Linked DNA regions of Homo sapiens: region 2 is linked to region 1. A link is a contact called in ENCODE Hi-C or POLR2A ChIA-PET data. All regions are on one chromosome and are shown on one strand. The core of a region is the stretch at or near the end of the contact, and the rest is flanking DNA. Distances in the headings are between cores, read along the strand shown.

The links. A loop is a pair of places that touch in the nucleus more often than their neighbours do. ChIA-PET counts read pairs that join two places held with the same protein, here RNA polymerase II (POLR2A). Pooled maps may share reads with other maps.
Region 2: a map of PC-9 shows a loop between it and region 1 (5-fold over the local background). The contact joins the enhancer-like site here to the promoter of LINC00886 in region 1. A Hi-C loop is called at or near these places in 17 of 168 maps with a recorded cell type or tissue (A673, Caco-2, Calu3 and 10 more), 2 of 37 single-sample maps with no recorded cell type and 17 of 50 pooled maps. POLR2A ChIA-PET finds 5 or more read pairs at or near these places in 3 of 52 experiments (CD4-positive, alpha-beta T cell, activated B cell and activated naive CD4-positive, alpha-beta T cell).

Annotation. Positions count from the first base shown.
Region 1 is chr3:156,812,722-156,818,899 of GRCh38, forward strand. LINC00886 (long intergenic non-protein coding RNA 886) reads right to left here and starts at 4,341. Exons shown (of 3, transcript NR_038387.1): 1 at 4,166-4,341. RefSeq lists enhancers at 1-113, 4,239-5,438 and silencers at 3,795-4,124, 4,145-4,354.
Region 2 is chr3:156,532,410-156,538,516 of GRCh38, forward strand. It overlaps KCNAB1 (potassium voltage-gated channel subfamily A regulatory beta subunit 1), which reads left to right. Exons shown (of 14, transcript NM_172160.3): 14 at 4,249-6,107. The coding sequence ends at 4,338. Among named protein-coding and RNA genes, the nearest start is that of SSR3, 20 kb to the right of the region's middle. RefSeq lists an enhancer at 1,329-1,828. Within about 2 kb of position 2,987, at least 21 of the 41 ENCODE cell types and tissues checked have a DNase peak (open chromatin) inside an H3K27ac peak, as active enhancers do; they include PC-9, heart left ventricle, heart right ventricle and 1 more, where a contact is called at or near this core.

The DNA of each region.
Region 1 (6,178 bases), core at 3,091-5,590:
TGTCAACAGACCACAGAGAAGTTAGCAACAGGGAAGGGAAAACACTTTAATCTCAAGGTCATCCCCAGGGTTCAGCAGGACATATATCCTATATCGAATCATCTGATATCAAATCCTACAAATGAGCTCGGCCAAAAGGTTGAGCCACGCTGTCTGACTGTATCATGTTCTCCAGTTGCAATGCAAGACTGAGGCAATCAGTTGTGAGCTGACAATTCTTCCTGTTTGCTAAAATTGAAAAGACAGGTTGTTGTCTATCATTGCTTTGCTTTCTTTTTGCTGCAAAACATTTCACACAGTATCATTATGCCTTAGCTAGTCTTCATTTATCTAGATATTAGACATCTTGGAAGCTGATAGGGCTTGGTTCACTTCTTCAGCCTTGGCTTCTCCTCATCCCCCAATGTTCCCTGTCTTGCAACTCATAGCAGAGCAATGCTATTAAATACAACAAGAAAATACATGCCAAAGGGCAGGTAGGGGTTAGATGCCTGAGAACTCTGAAGAAAAAGAGAGCTACTGTGGCCCCATGGTGCTTTTATTCAAGATGCCCCTATCTCGGGAGGATGCAAAACACCTGTGTTGGCAGATGAAGCTAGGTCTGGAGTTTTATGCCTACCTACCTCCTCCACCAGGCACCACCATGCAGTCAGCAAACTGCACGAGTGCCTATGACTCTGGTAAAACTTATACACATAGACTTAATATGATGGCAGAGAGAATTAAGAAACATGAGGCCAACTTTAGTGGGGAGAATGATGGGAAGCAAAGTATTGTATGCTTTTGTCTTATGATTTTCTTAACAGGAGACTTTGATGAAGGACTGGTATCTGCCTTCTGATTCCAGTTAAAACTGCCTACCACTGTTCTGCCTTCAACTCCCTTTCCAGAAAGCCCCTCTGTCATTACTTTTCCAAACCCTCTTAAGGACCCTCTACCAAGAGCTTAGAACAGGAAAGGGTTTACGCAAAGATGTGCACAGTGCATTACTATTCCTAAAGTAATGTGCATTAAATAGAGACCAAAAACATTTAAACATTAAGTAATCAGTTTTGTCTGTTATCTGTTCTATCTCCAATGCCTAGACCAATGTCCGATACACAGTGGAGCTCTTAATATATTGATTATATCGCTAGACTTTCATTCACTCGGGAATAGACAATTATACCAAGAAGGTCCCTTATCTTCAAGATTCCACGCATCAAGTTTAGAAAAGTCACCAAAAGTTTGTTTTCTCCTACGCACTTCATACACCAGAGGTCTCCGCACTCAGAAAATACCATCACCACAAATACTACTGTAATAGTATTTAAGTATATAATAGTATATTAATACTATTATTATAGTATTATACATATTACTAAACACTATTATATCATTATTAATTAAATATGCATATTATTAGTTAAGTATAGTAGTACTGATTAAACTTCCATTGCACATCATGAAATATTGGTCCAATGACAAATATTCTATAAGCCAAATATTTTATATAAAGGTGTGCAGCCTCCTACACTGTATTTCAGTACTTGATGGACTACATACAAATGAAAAAAATTGGTGGCACTACTGTATTTAAAATCTATACTTTTGTAATTTTACATGTGGGTTGTCCTAACAGTGGTGTATTATTTTATAATAGTTGAACATATCATCCTCCTCCAAGGATCTCGAAGCACCTGCAGTAAGTAAGGAATAGCTCCCTTCATACCTCTGCCAAGGTAGGTATGTTGTAAGCATTATTTCTACCATACCAAGATCACACATGAGTCAGTGGCAGGGCTGGCACTACTCCCTCATGACACTTCAGTTCACAGGTCTAACCATTAGAGTACTGCCTATACATTAATTCATTCCTTTCTTCATTCATAATATTAATTTGATGCAGTTTGCTAGGCACTAAGGATCAACTCCTTATTTCCTACTGAACTCACATTATATGAACATTACGATTTGTAAAATAAATAAATAAAGTAAAATAAAATAATTCTGGTCTGGGCATGGTGGCTCATGCCTGTAATCCCAGCACTTTGGGAGTCCCAGGTGGGAGGATCGCTTGAGCCCAGGAGTTTGAGACCAGCCCAGGCAACATAGGGAGCCCTTATCTCTACAAAAAATAAAAAATTAGCGCGGCGTGGTGGCGCACCTCTGGTCCCACCTACTGGAAAGGCTGAGGTGGGAGGATCGCCTGAGCCTGGGAGATAGAGGCCGCCATGAGCCCTGACCACCCCACAGCACTCCAGCCTGATCAACCAAACAGACTTGTCTCAAGAGAAAAAAAAAATCTGATAAAAATTTTAAATTCACAACAGAGATTTTTCTGTACCTGGTGATTAATCCTAATTGTTTTATAGTAACTAACATACCTATCAGTGAGCCAAATGTATACTAAGGAAATGACTGAAATACAGAATTTTAAAGATATATGCTCTTACGGCCAGGCGCAGTGGCTCACGCCTGTAATCCCAGCACTTTGGGAGGCGGAGGCGGGCGGATCACGAGGTCAGGAGATCGAGACCATCCTGGCCATCGAGAAACCCCGTCTCTAGTAAAAATACAAAAAAAAAAAAAAAAAAAAGCCGGGCGTGGCGGCGTGCGCCTGTAGTTCCAGCTGCTGGGGAGACTGAGGCAGGAGAATGGCATGAACCCTGGAGGCGGAGCTTGCAGTGAGCCGAGATCGCACCACTGCACTCCAGGCTGGGTGACAGAGCAAGACTCCGTCTCAAAAAAAAAAAAAAAAGATATACGCTGTTACGTTATAGATGTTATTCATGTGTCTGTCTCTAACATGAGGCTTTTTGATGCTTGCCCACACAGCTAATACTTGCGTTTTCTGTGTCTAATTAGAAGTTTCCGCTGGGTATTATTGTTGAGTTGGTATAAGATGTTCAAGACCATGAAAAGATGAATGTAACAGCTTCCTCATGGACTGATTTTTTTTTCAGTTCATCTGTCCTTTTAAGTAATCTGGCTGTTTGTACCCTGACTTTAACTGAATTCACAATTATTCCTCTTGCCAAACCATGCTTCCAGACTTGACTGTATAAATTAAATTTCATGCACGCATATGTGAGCCGTGTGTACTGCCTGTTAAACTAAGTAATATAAACAAATTGAAGGCACATTTGAATGACCTTTGAATTCCGTGTTAGAGTAGTTTTTAAACAGTTATCTACTGGGCAAAGTGTAAGAGACAACCATTTACAGAGGTTATTTTCAGTGTGCTTCTTGAAAACCCATTTGCTCATAGAATTCAGCCTCCTAATCATGCAAGTTGCATTTTGTATGGTTTTCTTCTCTGGCTCCCCACCCTCTTAGAATAGTTCTGACGCCCCCACCGGCGACCACCTGGAAGGGGCTGATCCACCCCCACCTCCCTCTGCGAAGCGCGGAGCGGCTGCGGCCACCCGGCCAGAGCCAGCGCTGAGCTGCGCTGCGCTGCGTGACTGGCTGCATTTCTCAGCCCCGACGGCTGTGGTTACTCAAACTGATCTCATCGCAGGTCGTCACGACACGCGCTTCCCCTCGCCTGCACGCGGCGTGGCGTGAGAGGGGCCCTGGCAGCCGGCGCGCCCACCCCTGATCCTTCGAGGCCCACGATGAAGCCCATCCTACTTGCAATAACGGCCCCGTTCTCATTCTTCAAAAGACGGCTCCCAGACGTCAACAAAGAATCTAACCTACACAGCGCCGGCCCTCGCTCCTTTCAGCCTCAGCGAGCGCTGCCCTTCATTACCCCCCAGCGCACTTCTGGACACTGCGCCGGGTCGCCGGGGTCAGCCGCCCGGCCACGAAAGTCGCCCCCAGCGTGCCCCAGGCGTCAGTGCACGCCGGGCTCCCGGCTCCAGGCAGGCGGGGTGAGGCAGCTCCGCGAAGGCCACTCGCTGGCGACCCCTTCCCGGGTCTCCTAGCCCTGGCCGGGCTGCCCCCGCGCCCGCCCCCGCCCTCGAAATCCAGGCAGTGCGGGAGGCCGCCTTGCTGCTCTCTCCGCCCGCACAGGGCCGCCCGACGGAGCGGGCAGGGAGCAGGCGCCAAGGAGGCCGAGAGGGGCCCAGGGGCGAGGTCGACTCTCAGCCCGCTGTCCCCTTATCCCACGTTTCGCAGCCTGAGGTGTTTGTTGTATATCGGGAACTGACACTTTTCGGCGTTAAAATGAGGGCGTCACCTGCTCGAACTAAAGTCGGTGGAGGGCGTCTGGAGCCGGGCGGAATCTGGGATGCCTCGCCGGATTACGCGGCGGGGTCGGCACGCGAGGCAGGCTCCGGGCGCACCAGGAAGCCCGAGCGTGCACTAAAGCGGCGGAAGCAGGCAGCGGGGGCGGGGCCGGCGGGCTGCAGGCACGCAGGCGGCGCGGCGGCCTGGGGTTGCGTGACCTGCCGGGCTGCGGTCGCACGCACTTCGTGCTTCAGGCGGCCGTCGCCGGGCGGGAGGTGCAGGTGCTGGAGGGCGGCGCCCGGCTTCTACTTTCAAAACACCGCCGGGGAGGGCAGTCACGCTATATTTCTGGGACAGGGAGTGAGTTCACCGGGGGAGGACACAGCGTCCCCTTGTTATCACAACGTGGGTAACATTCGGTAATAAAACGCGCTCGGACAGGATGTATTAAACGAATTGGGAACCGGAGCTGCTCTTTCCATAAGCAATCAAGCTGGGGAAACTTTACAAGGAAAGCTTTAAATTGCGATGCATGGCGCAGGAGTGTGGTTCGTGTGACATGCTTACAGAGAAAGGAACCAGAGCAAGGACGGTGGCTTTGGGACGAAATTTCTGTCCGCTCTGCACAAAGACTAATTACAGAGTCGTGATTTGGGGCATGCTCTCATTCCTCCCGGAAGCTTTCTTTGCAGTGTTTTATTTTAAAATCAGAGGTGGTTGATCTCCCTGGCATACGAACATGAGAGACCTCATTTATATGGTGACTCAAAAGCCCCAAGGACATAAAAAAGGTGCCACGTTTTAAGACACCAGAATCTAAGTTCCTTCTCAAGATCATGTGAGCAAAAAGTGTTTTGCCCGCACAGATATCTATTTACATAATTAAAATGTTTGTAGATTTGCAGATAAATCAAGTTTAGAGGACAAAACAAAAAATGTTACCACGATAGTTTTTAACACAAGAGCACCCCAGTCAACTGAAAGCTTGGGAAATTCCACATTAGTTTATTTTCTATGTACTTAAACTTTGATTTGGTGAATCTATGCTCTCTTATTTCCCTATTATGACTCTTAGGCCTATAGTGCCTAGTTACACACACATTTGTTTTTGTGATACATGTAACATTATAGGAAAGGGGGGATTCTCTAGGGTTAGAATAGACACAATAAACTCCTAGGAAGCTTTCTCAAAAATACATATTCTCATCTCAGCTTACCATATGTGGGAAAAGGCAGCAAGATTCACTGTTTAATTTTAAAATGTTCTACCAGCTGACTGATTCTCACGTGGGATTTTTTTTTTTTTTCCTGGTCTGCCCAGCACGCTTAATTTCTTCTGGGACAGAACTGCCTACCCTTCCTGCCTGGATTGTGCTTCTGCCTTTACTCTTCTAGAATGTAGTTAGAAAGGGAGGTGTCATTGTGTGTGGCCTTGCCTACTTGGTCCCCACACTTGGTCGAGAGGCATATACCTGACTCAAGGTAAGCCAATGACAAACAGCACTTGACTCCTCCTGGCCTTAGTAATTTGGTTAAAGAGATTGCATATCATCCAAGTTGTGCCAAAGAAAGTCATTTCCTGGCAATTTTCTAACAGGAGGGTGGGCATAGATGCCTTCTCCCCAGTTCCTTTTGGTGACAAAATTGGACCGTCAGCCACCACTGCTCTGCCATGTGCAGAGACTGCCAACAATAAAAGAAAATGGAACCAACTTTCATTAAGTGGTAGATTCTAAGGGCTGAGCCTTTTTATGGCTTTTGCAAATTCCACATTGCATATCTGAGGTTCTCAAAGCAATACTGGCTCCTGCTTTCCTGAAACTTGATTGTTTACCTCTTCTGATTCTATGAGAAGAGATATGTATTTATAGAAATAATAAAATATACATTTAGAATGCTGTTTAGAATATTACGGTTTTTTTTTTTTGTAGTTATAACACAATTTTTAACTTGCTTTTTGTCACAGAACAATCTATTGGGACATTCAACCACATCAGCAAAGAACCACATCATCATTTCTAAC
Region 2 (6,107 bases), core at 1,737-4,236, 280 kb before region 1:
ATTCCTGCCATAGCCACTACCTGGTAAGGTTATCTATTTTTCTCTTGCTCATGGAGGAAAAGAACTGTCTCACAGCTTCTTCCCTATCTACCTGTCCCTGCAACAAGCACACAGCCCTGTTACCATTCCCAAAAGGAAACAGGTGGAGGTAGCAACAAACATGATTTAAAATCTTTTTTAAAAATAGCCCAGAATACACTGTGGAATAAATGGTATAGATCCCTGCCCATTCCCCCAACCTTTCTTAGGACTGTGCAGCCGTGTAATCACCTCTGCCTCTCTGCTTCTAACAACTCCCATATCCAGCCCCATAACTCCTACTGGATTCTGTGAGGTTCCCTGTAGCTACGTGAGGAATTCTCCCTCTTATGTTCATTTATGCTCTGGGAAAAGATAAGGGTACACAGTGATGAGGGGACAGAACAGTTTGTACAAAAAAGAACTGAAATTCAATCCAATGATTTCAGTTTCACTAATATTTATGGAGCACTTATTCTATGCCTGGCATCGTGCTAGGCAGTGGGAGGACTGAGATGAGTAAGAACAGGACCTGGCCTTCAAAGAGCTCATGTGCTGGCTGAGAAACAGTGAATTAAAATATCTATCCCTTAATTCATTCAACAGATCTTTGAGAGCCTATTGTATACCAGGTACTGGAGATAACACAGGAAAGAAGAAAAACACTGTCTAACCTTCAAGGGATGTTTTACGTGCCAGTAGGAGAGACAGATAAATAGCAAAATGATTTCAGGTTATGAAAAGGGCTATTAAGTAAATAAATGTTTATTTTACTGAGACTGAGAAATGGGTGAGCCTACATTAAATGTTTTTGCAAAAAGCCCCTCTGGAATATGTTTATTCCGAGGGCTTCATGTGCCTTCATTTTTTACATTCTTTGACAACCATTCACAAGTCTTCACACAGCATGTGAAGAGTCCAGGAAAGTGCATTCCAGGGACAGGGAAGAGCAGTGGAAAGGCCCTGAGATGGGAAAGACCTTGACTTTTCCCAGGAACTGCCAGCTAAGGCCAATGTGGTCAACACGTAGTTGAGCACAGGGACAGCAGATGCACTGACGTGGAGAGACAGGCAGGGCCAGGTCTCGCAGGACACCATGGGGTTAGAGTTCATGCTACATGTAACAAGTCCTTGTGGAGGGTTTTAAGAGGAGGGACATGCTCCTATTTGAATGTCTGAAGGTCACTCTGGCTGCCATGCATAAAGTAGAATGAAGGGCAAGGGCAGTCATCCAGGCAGGAGGCGATGGTGGCTTGAATGAGGGTAGTGGCCATGGAGGGGGAGAGAAATGGATGGATTCTGCAGGTTTGGGAAAGAGAGACACCATGGCTTGGCAGAAGAGGGAGGAATTGAGGATTTTTATCATGCTAATACAGGGAGATCACTGCCATTCCTGGGGGCAGTCATAGTGCCTAGGGATGGCATATGAGGCAAGTCTAGGGCTGAGTTTTAAAAGCTGTGGAAATAGGCAAGGCAGCTGACAGGGAAGGGGACACATTTCAGAGGAAAACTCTTGAGTAATTTTTCTTCCCAAAACATTTCCTCCCTAGCAAGGCTTTGGCTGGCAGCAGGATGAGGCTTTGCCTATCCTAAAGGGGACATTATCCATGCAGCAAGACTGCTACCATTGCGGGCTTACCAATCCTCCCCTGTTCTACTTCACCTCCCCCATACCCAGCACTAAAGTCCACCCAAGACGAGTTGTGATTGGGCCCCACAACATGGTGAAAAGCAGACTGGGTGACTAGGGGTGCCCAGCAGTGGTGGCACTGGCTGCAAAAGGATGGAAAATACGGAGCACCAGCAGTTGTAAGAAAATATTTCTAGTAGGCTGGGAAGGCAGCTGCTTCAAGGGATGCCACGTGCCTAAGATGTGCAGGAACGAAGGGGCGTATATAAATCAGAGCCTGACAGATGGGAGAGACAGGAGGAGAAACCACAGCTGCAGGCAGCCCACCTTCACCTGCACAGGTTCCATCCTCCCCACTCCCACCTAAAAGGTGGGAGAACCGCCTCTCCCCCTCCTCCCCACATGCCTTAAAACCCTTCTGAGGCTTCCCATCACCCATCAGAGAAGGCCAGGCTCCACAGCAGTCGGGCCTCATCACTCCCCACCACACCTTCCTGGAATCTGAATCTTGAGCCGCTCTCAACCACTCAGAGCTTCGGCGATAACAGTGGCCCTCTGCCTACAAACTGACCACTATCCCAGCCTAGCAAAATCCTACTCCATCCCCAAGTTCCAGATCAATAGGAACCCAATCCTGGGAGGACTTTACTAATGCCCAGCCAGCCCCAGCAACATTAGCCAGACCTCCCCCAACCCACCACCTATCCCAGGCAGTGTAACATCAAGTTTGCAAAACTAGTAGCCTGTGGGGTGTTTGTAAAATCTGTAGTAGTTTACAATGTTTCAAAGTGGGGCTTCTCTTGAAAATTCTGGTCTTGTGATACTATGTCTTGTTTTATTCGAGTACTTTTATGGTTTCATTTTTTTAATGTTTAAATCTCTTTCCTATAGAGATTTGCTTTGGTGTAATGAATGAAGGATTCTTCTCCTCACGTGGCTAACCCGCTGTATTTTAGACAAAAAAAAAAATCCAACAAATCCAGTTTCTAGGTTTTTGGTCTCATTGTTACAATCTCATTTTAAATAACACATTAGCTGTTTGGACACTGAAATTCCAGAGCTAGTGGGAAACCAAATTCTTCCTTCAGCTTCAGACAGTAAAACATTAACCAGAATGAAGTTTCCCAGGCTGGCAGCTCTATTTTGCCAAACCCTAAGGCTTCTGAGGATAGCACTTGACTGGAGACAAGGTCACCTTGGCCAGCAGGATTGCAACAAAGGAAGAATGAGGTTGAAACCTCAGAATTGGTCGTCAGAATTGTATTTCACCACAGTCTCCACACAGGGTCAGACTTTTCCAGTGAGAAAGTCTGCCTTTGTCCCTTGTCTTATGGTGTAATGTGTACCCTTGGCCCACTTCTCACAGTAAATGCTAGCCTTGGATGAGCTCATCCTTTCCCGGGGCTTCAGTCAGCATGTCGGTGCAAATGACTCACAAACCCTCAACTCCAGTCCTCCGGCAGCTACTAAGCTCCACAGCTGCACTTGCAGCTGCTCAGTCACTCCTAGGTGGATATTCCACAGGCACTTTACACTCAACACATCCTATTCTCTCCCAACTTCTTATTCCCCAAACTACTTCTCCTTTGGTTTCTAATCTCAATAATCAATACCAATATACTTCTAGTTACTCAGTCTTGAAACCACCATCTTCCCCCAAAATGTCTCTCAGGTCCACTTTTCTGCTCCACTGCCCTAGTTAAGGCCCTATTGCCTGGCTTGGATTGTAATACATATCTAATATCTGTGTCCCCTTTCCACCTCCTCCAGCTCATCCTTCAAACTACCTCCAGGTGTCTGATAGGGTTACTCCTAGATCAGAAGTCCTGACAGGTTCCCCACTGCCTAAAGTGGGGACTCCATAAAATGGCATTCAAGGCTTTCCACACTCTTATCCCATTCTTACCATCCGTATCCTGTTCTTAGCATCCCCACACCTACACCAATCACTGTATACTATCACTCCAGTTCACTTTTCCATGCTATTCCATCTACCTGGGATGCCTGTTAAACCCCAGCCATCCTTCACCAGGGATAAGACCACCAGTCAGAATAAATCTCTCCTTAGTCTCTAGACCTGTGCTGTGTACTACTATGGTTCTAGCCACATGTGGCTATTGTATGCGGGAAAGATGGTGAGTCCAAACAGAGATGTGCTTTAAGTGTAACATGTTCACAAGATGTGACTTAGTACCAAAAACAACTGTCAAGTATCTTTTCTATATTGATTACATGTTGAAATAATGTTTTGGATATAATGAAGTAAAAACATGTATTAATTTCACTGTTCTTTTTAAGGTATCTAATAGAAAATTTTAAATTACAAATGTGGCTTGCATTATATTTCTGTTGGATAGAGCTGCTCTGTATTTCTATGAGCCTTCACTTATGCCTTTATGCCTTCATTTATGCAGTCAATCAACAAGGCCCCTGACCTCAAGGAGCTTACAATGTGATGGTGTTGGGGGCGGGGGGCTTAGATTTCAGCTGTGGTTTATGAAGATATATGATTCTAGATTACTTTGCTAAATATAGAGCACAAAAAACCGAATGATCAACACTGCTAACAATATCCTTTGTACTTCTCCTCCTGCTCTCAGGTTCTCCCAAAGATGACATCACATGTGGTAAATGAGATTGATAACATACTGCGCAACAAGCCCTACAGCAAGAAGGACTATAGATCATAAGGCAATGCATGAACCACAGAAGCTGCATGGTTAAAATAGCGGCCTGTGCCCAGTACAGAAAGGTGTTACTAACCAGTCTTTTGAATCACTTAGCAGCTTGCTGCTCAACCTCTAGTGTCCCTCCCTGGATTCTTTGAGGTGTCTGCTGTCGCTACCACTGTGCACATCTGAAAACTCACAACCAAGAAAATCCATTCTATTTTCTTATCTTGGACTGGAGTCACCTATTCTTGCATTGCTGTATACACCTCATGCTTATGCAATGGGAAGAATATGGGGGCCAGGGGGTGTGGTACTACCTTCAGGCATTTGGTAACTCAAAGAAGGCTGTACAGATATATTTTTTCAAAAGAACAAAATCCACAGATGCAATGTGAGTTGCGTAAGAAACAGAGTAGATAGACTAAATTCAGTGAAGGAAAGGAATTGAGAGATTTTTCTTAGTAAATAGATTATTGTTAAGTAAATAGTTATTAAAAATATATCTCACTGCAAAAAAAAAAAAGCAGTATCTTCACTCAAAAGTCTTGCTTGGAAGAATAAGCAGAAATAATTTTATATATTTTTTTTCTATTTTCACATTCATACTAACAAGTTTTGTTCCATTTGTTATTCAATAAAACAAAAATTTCTAGGTATTTGCTTTATTACCTTTCAAATATTTACTGTTGCTTGGCCCCAAGAATGGCCTTGTACAACTTATCCAGAATGTCTATTAGGATTCTAATGTTATGTCCACTTACAAGTAGAGACAGTAAAAGGATGAATACCCAATCTTTAGTGACAATGCAGCTGATTTATGAAAGAGAGGGCTACACTGCTATGGAAACTTAGCTTCAAAGAAAATGCAATGTATCTGCAATTAGGTGTTCATTTTTTACTACATTTTATTAAAACCTGCTTTATACTTTCAACTGCTTGTAGGCACAACTTCTGCAAGTTTAAATATTTGAGCTTTACAAATAAACATACACATGCTCAGTTTTTTAAGTAAACCTGTAAAATACCCAGGAAGGCAAATGTTCATTGTTTAATTAGCACTGGGATTTTATAATATAATGTTTGGTATTTTTGAGGCATTGTTAACATGAAAGTCAACCACTGGCTTTGTGAAAAATGCTATGTCACTATTCAGAATATGCTGGGTAAATTGACTTGCCTAGTGAAAAGCAAAATGTTAAAGAAAGAACTTCTGGTTCTATAATCATATTATATGCACTAAACTATATGCATGAAAGTTCTTTGCATGGATTAATGGGGCTTACCCTTGTTGCACTCGAAATCTGAGGTGTATCTAGCCCTGCCACTATTGGCTACTTACCCTCATTAATATCCCACTTGAGAAAAATTGTGAGACTATACTGTGTCAATATCTGTAAAAAGAGAGAAAACATGTTTTGTTTTTTTTTGAAGGGGGTGGTGTGGGAGTGGCCCTTTAACTCTATTTGGCTATCTGAGGATGTACAAAATTCTCATTTAATTTTCTGGTCAGCAAGTTCCCCACACAGAAATCACTCTGAGGTTTACAGAAGAACTGTAATATTATTTTAAAATGCGATTTTTCTGTCATTAGTTCTAGATATGTACTTCATGGTTAAATTCTAAATCTGAAAATGCTAGTGGGAGATATCAAGAAATTTTCTTTTTGATTACTAGTACCTGTATTCTAACAGAGAGTTTGAATTTTTTGCCCGTGTTATCAGAATGATGGAAATTGATCATTTTCAGTTGTTCATTGTGTATTCAATCCAGCGAACTGCTGTATGTAT